Regions from separate parts of the Homo sapiens genome. Here region 1 is linked to region 2. The links are chromatin contacts, found by Hi-C or POLR2A ChIA-PET in ENCODE. All regions are on one chromosome and are shown on one strand. Each heading gives the region's core, a stretch centred on a gene start or an enhancer-like site at or near the end of the contact. The rest is flanking DNA. Distances are from core to core; before and after follow the strand shown. Region 1 holds the start of CZ1P-ASNS (CZ1P-ASNS readthrough). Region 2 holds the start of LMTK2 (lemur tyrosine kinase 2).

Region 1 (2,700 bases), core at 201-2,700, 130 kb after region 2:
ATGATCTGGCCGCTGCACTCCAGCCTGGACAACAGAGCAAAGTGCTGTCTTAGAATAAAATACTTTTTAAATAAACTAAAAACAAAACAATGGGCCAGGTGTGGGTGGCTCACATCCGTAATCCCAGCACTTTGGGAGGCCAGGTGAGGCAGAATAGGGCATGAGGGTAACCAAGGGTTAAGGCAGAAACAAAAGAACAGCAGGTGCAGCCAGTTCTAGGCAAGATTAGGCAGCATGGAGGCCACGTGTTCATTCCGTCAATCAGGCGGAGAGGGGGGCGGGGGGAGGGTGACAGCTTCTGATTGACGGCGGGGGGTGGGTGGTGGTGCGCAAGTCTCCACTTCAGCCTCTGATTGGTCACAGGCCAATCCTTCAGAGGGTGTAACCAATCGGAGGCATCTAACGGGCACCTAGGGGCGTTACCTAATTCTTCCAGCTTAATAAAAATCCTGACGGGTGCTATCGAACCGTTTGCTCTATCCCGCTCCTGCTGTGTGAATTGTACTTTCGCTTCAATAAATCTGTCTCTTCCTTACTCCGGTTTTTTCTTTTGTTTCTTTTCGTTGCTTTGTTCTTTTGCTACTTTGTGCATTTTGTTCAATTCTTTGTTCAACACGCCAAGAACCTGGGCAATCCACGGTCAAGACCTTCCATCCAGTAACAGAGGCAGGAGGATCCCTTGATGCCAAGAGTTCGAGACCAGCTGGGGCAACAAAGTGAGACCCTGTCTCTACTCTCTAACTCTCTCTCTCTCTCTCTCTCTCTCTCTCTCTCTATATATATATATATATATATATATATTTTAATTATCTGGGCATGGTGGTGCATGCATGTGGTCTCAGCTACTCAGGCTGAGGTGGGAAGATCGCTTGAGCCTGGGAGTTGAGGCTGCAGTGAGCTATGATGGCACCACTGCACTCCAACCCGGGTGACAAAGCGAGATCCTGTCTCTAAATTAAATTAAAAACAATACCACCAAAACAACAACAGGTTGGGCGGTGGTGTCTCACGCCTATAATCGGAGCACTTTGGGAGGTCGAAATGGGAGACCATGTGAAGCCAGGAGTTCGAGAGCAGCCTGGGCAACACAGACCCCACCTCTACAAAAAATAAAACTGGCCTTGATGGCGCGCCCTGTAATCCTAGCTACTTGGGAGGCTGAGGCAGGGGGATGGCTTGAGTCCCAGAGGTTGAGGCTGCAGTGAGCTGAGATCCCGCCGCTACACTCCAGACTGGATGACAAACTGAGATCCTATCAAAAAACAAACAAACAAACAAACAGTGCCCCACTCAGTTTTTCCTGAAACGCGCAACCCTCGCCCGTAGCCAGGAGAAAACTCCGCGAGCCAGCAAAACACAAACTCGGCCGGGAAACAGACAACAAGGCCACCCTGGGGTGCCAGAAGAGGACGCTGCGAGGCGGGTTCTTCTTCCTGGTCGGCGGCGAGCGCTTCCGGGGTGGTGGCGAGGGAGGCGGAAGTGCGGTGTTCTAGCAGGTGGCTGCTTTCTCTGGGCTGGCTGTGGGAGGCTCCCGAGGTGGGGACCCGGCCGGGATGGCTGCAGCGGCGGCCGGGGCTGGGAGCGGGCCCTCGGCGGCCCAGGAGAAGCAGTTCCTGCCGGCGCTGCTGAGTTTCTTCATCTACAACCCGCGCTTCTGGCCGCGGGAAGGAGAGGTATGCGGAGGGGGCGGCGCGTGAGCGGGCGGCGTCGGTGCCCCCCAGGGGCGGCGGCCCTGTGGTTCTGCCCACCTCGAGCGGCACTGACCTAGCCTGCGTTGTGCCAGGTGCTGAGCCCGGGCCGGGGGCTGCGGCGGGGACCTGACAGCAGGCAGGGACCGCTTCAGGTCCTGGGTCGATGTCTGTCTATGGAATAAAGCCCCGTCAGGTCTGTATCACTCCACACCCCAGGTTCAGTCTCTTTGCGCTTTGCGTTGCGTCAGTTCTGGGAAATTAAAATTGAACTTGGCTTTGTTAAGTGGGTAGTCCCCAACTAGAAGCGTGGAAGCAGAGTGGCAGACGCTAGCCTTCAAATGATGCAAGCCTGGAGGACCCTGTAAAAGTTTTCACCCAAATGAGGAAAATTAGTTCCGGGACACGTGTGTGTGTGTGTGTGTAAGTTAGTTACGGGACACGTGTGTGTGTGTGTAAGTTCCGGGACACGTGTGTGTGTGTGTGTGTTTTCTGAGGTGGGGACGGCGACTTTCTCAAAGGATGTCCGGAGCTGTGTTTCGTTACCAGCAAGTCAGAGTTCTTTTAAAGACTGTCCAGGCTGGGCGCTGTAACTCACGCCTGTAATCCCAGCACTTTAGGAGGCCGAGATGGGAGGATTACTTGGAGCCAGGAGTTCCAGACCAGCCTGGGCAACAAAGCAAGACCCCCGACTCTACCAAAAAAAAAAAAAAAAAAAAAAAAAAAATCGAAAAATGAGCCAGGTGTGGTGGCACGCACCTGTATTTCCAGCTACTCAGGAGGCTGAGGCCAGAGGATCGCTTGTGATTGAGGCTGCAGGTGAGCTGTAATTGGGCCACTGCACTACAGCCTGGGTGACAGAGACCCCATCTCCAGAAAAAGAAAAAAAAAAAAAACTCGTCAGTTCAAATGCTTGGGAACTGGCTGGATTTAATTTTCAGGGAGCTATGTGTCTGCAGATGTGCAAACCTTTATTTCTTACAAGCATTGGTGTATTACAGATTAGCTCTAG
Region 2 (3,371 bases), core at 635-3,134:
TCTTTACCTACTACACTATACTAGTGCTAACTTTCAATATCAATATCTTTAAATATCAACATCACCATCCTTCCACATAATCTTTCATTATTTCCCAGGCATTTCCTGTGACTCTTTCCGGGGTTGCCTATACACATCTGATAACATTTACTCTTCTTATCTATCGGATCAGAAAACAGAATTCACCTCACAAGTATTTGATCTAAGGCAGTAACAGAAATTTAGTGCTACATTATACGGTACAATGAGGACATTTAACGTTCAACTAAAGGGCACTCAATGACAAACCCTGATGTAGCTCTGGAAGCAATTACATGTAGCTTTCATCGTAGATTTGTTTGAAAAATATGTCTTTACTGGAGACAGTACATCCACATTCTGTACCCAATTAACATTATTCCAAAATAACTCTTGACCTCGAGAGTATTCCAAAACAGTTACAAGACTTAAAAAAAATCATACAACTAGGGGTATCTAAGACCTGGCTTTGGGGCTCTGCCTACAACGAAGCTGTGTCACCCTGGGTAGGTCATTTGACCCAACATGCCCAGTATCTCCTACTACGTAAAGAAGAAATTGGTCTAAATTTTCTTTAAGGTCTCTTCTAACTCTAACATTCTATGAATGTATGAAATTTCAATCTTTCCCCATTTCAAAGGTAATGGCGGCAGTCAATAACGCCAAGTTAGCCTAGATTTTTTTTTCCTTTTTAGAAAAATGACCCAACTTGGGATGTTTTCTTGGGTTGAAGTTTTATTTAGGAAAATAAACCCCAAATAAAAACGATGTTGAGAAAATGGGCGGGGGGGGAGAAAAGAAAATCATACACTGACGTTAGCTAAAATAGAAACTTCCATCACCCTTAAGCCAGTTTGTCAATAGTTATTCAACGCCTGCTACTCTAATCACTGGCTTCCTAAAATAGAAATATTTATAGTTGTTTCCTTCTCATCCCCGGAGATACATTCCGAATAAAAAGCACAGCGTCTAAAATCAATTTACAACTTCAGAATAAGTTGCAAGGAGCGAAAACAAACTCCGCACAGCTCGCCAAGTCATTTGCATTTAAGTATGATTAGGGCTAAGAAACGGTTCTTATGAGATGCGAAAAAAAAGCACAAGAGGCAGGTGACATCTGGAAAGGGAAGCTGAACTGCCAGGAAGCGATATAAGCTGAGGATCTTAAGGCAACAGGTCCAGGGCCGGCACCGCAGCCTATCCCGGGAGGGGTCGGTGGCTGCTACCTCGCCCGCCGCCCTCCCCAGCCCCAACGACGTCGCCTCGCTCCCGCCCCCCCAAATCCCACGCCCCTGCGGCAGAAATCTCCCTAATCACTCGCCTCCCTGGGCTTCCCGCCCCCGGCAGGCCCTCCGATTCCTCGGCGCCGAGGCCGGCCCGGCCCTGCCGCCCCCTCCCCTCCACGCCGAAGACCCCGCAGCCCCGTCCCCGCCGCGGGCCCGCTCACCTGCACCTGTTTGCGGAAGTGGCGCGGCCCCAGCACTGCCGGCGATCAGGAGGACCAGCAGCAGCAGCAGCAGCCTCCGCCGCAACGCCGGCGGCCCCGGCATCTCGCCCACGGCGCGGCTCCGGGGCCGGCCCTCGAGTCGCCTTCCGTCCGTCCGTCCGTTCGCCCGTCAGTCGATCCTGCCTCCCTCCGCTGCCTCAGTGGCACCCGCGCCGGTTGCTCCCGAGCACACGTTGCTTCTGCCAAACCTCGGTCCGGCTCCCGGTCCGCACCTGCCGCTCCAGTCGCAGAAACACCATCCTTCCCGCCCGCCTGCGCCGCCGCCGCCGCCTCTCAACAGCAGCAACGCCAGCAGCCCTGCGGAGCGGCGGGCCTGGGAAGCCGCGCTCCCGCCGCCATGATGGGCTGCGTCATGTGACGTAGCGCGGGGGCGGGATGTCGTGATGGACAGGGCGGCCAGCCACTCGTCAGTCCACACCGGCCCAGGAGGCCCCGCCCATCATCCTGAAGGAGTGAGCGGTGGCGGCCGGTGCGCCCCCTGCAGACGGAGGAGTGCGTGGGCAGCAGGTAACACCAACAATTATTTTAAATTGAAAAATACAGGAAAATGTAAAGAAGACCATGACAATCATCCTGATATTTTTTTCTCGGTGTTTTATAACATGCAAAAATAGGCCTGTCTTGTCTTCTGCCTTTTTTTTTTTTTTACTTGTCAGAGCTGTTTTAGGCTCTTCTCCTTAAGTTGACCTACACATCCTCTCAGCCATCAAACAGCTTTGGGCTTTTCACTTGAATTGATCAAGAGAATGCCTCTCTCGGCATCACCCACTGACTCACCTCCTGAGCTCAAGCTGTTGCCTCTTGTCCACCTGGCAGACACTCTTCCTTTCATCTGTCGAGACTCACCTGACATATGACTTCATCTATGACTCTCTAGGAGAAATGACTGTCATCTCCTTAGTGCCCCGCCCTGGCCCTGTGTGGACTGCTATCCTAGCTGCAGTATCCTATTGACCCGTGACTGTAAGCTCCCTGAGGACAGCAACTGTGTCTGATTCAGCTGGTGGGAAATCCCTGGTGCAGGACCTGGGTCGGAGCAGGTGTTCTCTAAAGCAATGGTGCATGGCCCTGGTCCCAGGTACCAGGGCAGAGCAGCTCCCAGGGGTGGCCTTCTCCCCACCAAGAGGTGAGGTGAGAACACAGTCCTGCAGAGAGGATAGAGAAAGCACTCTCCAGACACAAGTAATATAGTGGTCAGAGGCATGGGGGTTGGGAAAATGCTAAGCTTTTCTGGAGAGGCGCTATGGTTCAGTGTGTGCATGAGAGGAGCTGATTTCAATCTTATCAGATGAGACTTTGCCACCTGGCAACAGTGTAACCTCCCCAATTCTCCAAACTCCCCAAATGTCCATCCTAAATGCCAGCTGTCGATGATGTTAACACAGCACTGGACACACAGATGATGCCCAGGGAATATTTGTTGGATGATTGAGGCAAGCCAATAAATATCTAAGGAGACAAATACCTGGAACGAGAAACATTGAATTTAAAAGTCCATGGCTTGGCTGGGCACGGTGGCTCACACCTGTAATCTCAGCACTTTGGGAGGCCAAGGTGGGTGAATCACTTCAGACCAGGAGTTCAAGACCAGCCTGGCCAACATGGTCATACCCCATCTCTACTAAAAATACAAAAAGTATTAGCCAGACACGGTGACGCATGCCTGTAATCCCAGCTGCTTGGGAGGCTGAGGCAGGAAAATTGCTCGAACCCAGGAGGCGGAGGTTGCGGTGAGCTGAGATCACACCGCTGCACTCCAGCCTGGGCGACACAGCGAGACTCTGTCTTAAAAAAAAAAAAGTTCACGGCTTTCTGCTGATTATATGCAGAATTGGTAAGGAAGGCA

Evidence for each region. Hi-C counts contacts between places; a loop is a spot of excess contacts on that map. ChIA-PET counts read pairs that join two places held with the same protein, here RNA polymerase II (POLR2A). Pooled maps may share reads with other maps.
Region 1: a loop to region 2 is called in a map of CD8-positive, alpha-beta T cell, with 22 times the contacts of the local background. The contact joins the promoter of CZ1P-ASNS here to the promoter of LMTK2 in region 2. A Hi-C loop is called at or near these places in 6 of 168 maps with a recorded cell type or tissue (CD4-positive, alpha-beta memory T cell, CD8-positive, alpha-beta T cell, ascending aorta and 1 more), 6 of 37 single-sample maps with no recorded cell type and 20 of 50 pooled maps. POLR2A ChIA-PET finds 5 or more read pairs at or near these places in 6 of 52 experiments (BJ, GM12878, activated B cell and 2 more).

Annotation. Positions count from the first base shown.
Region 1 is chr7:97,971,108-97,973,807 of GRCh38, reverse strand. CZ1P-ASNS (CZ1P-ASNS readthrough) reads left to right here and starts at 1,450. Exons shown (of 19, transcript NR_147989.1): 1 at 1,450-1,673. It also overlaps the pseudogene CCZ1P-OR7E38P and the pseudogene CCZ1P1. RefSeq lists a silencer at 1,545-1,854.
Region 2 is chr7:98,105,375-98,108,745 of GRCh38, reverse strand. LMTK2 (lemur tyrosine kinase 2) reads right to left here and starts at 1,884. Exons shown (of 14, transcript NM_014916.4): 1 at 1,466-1,884. The coding sequence starts at 1,568.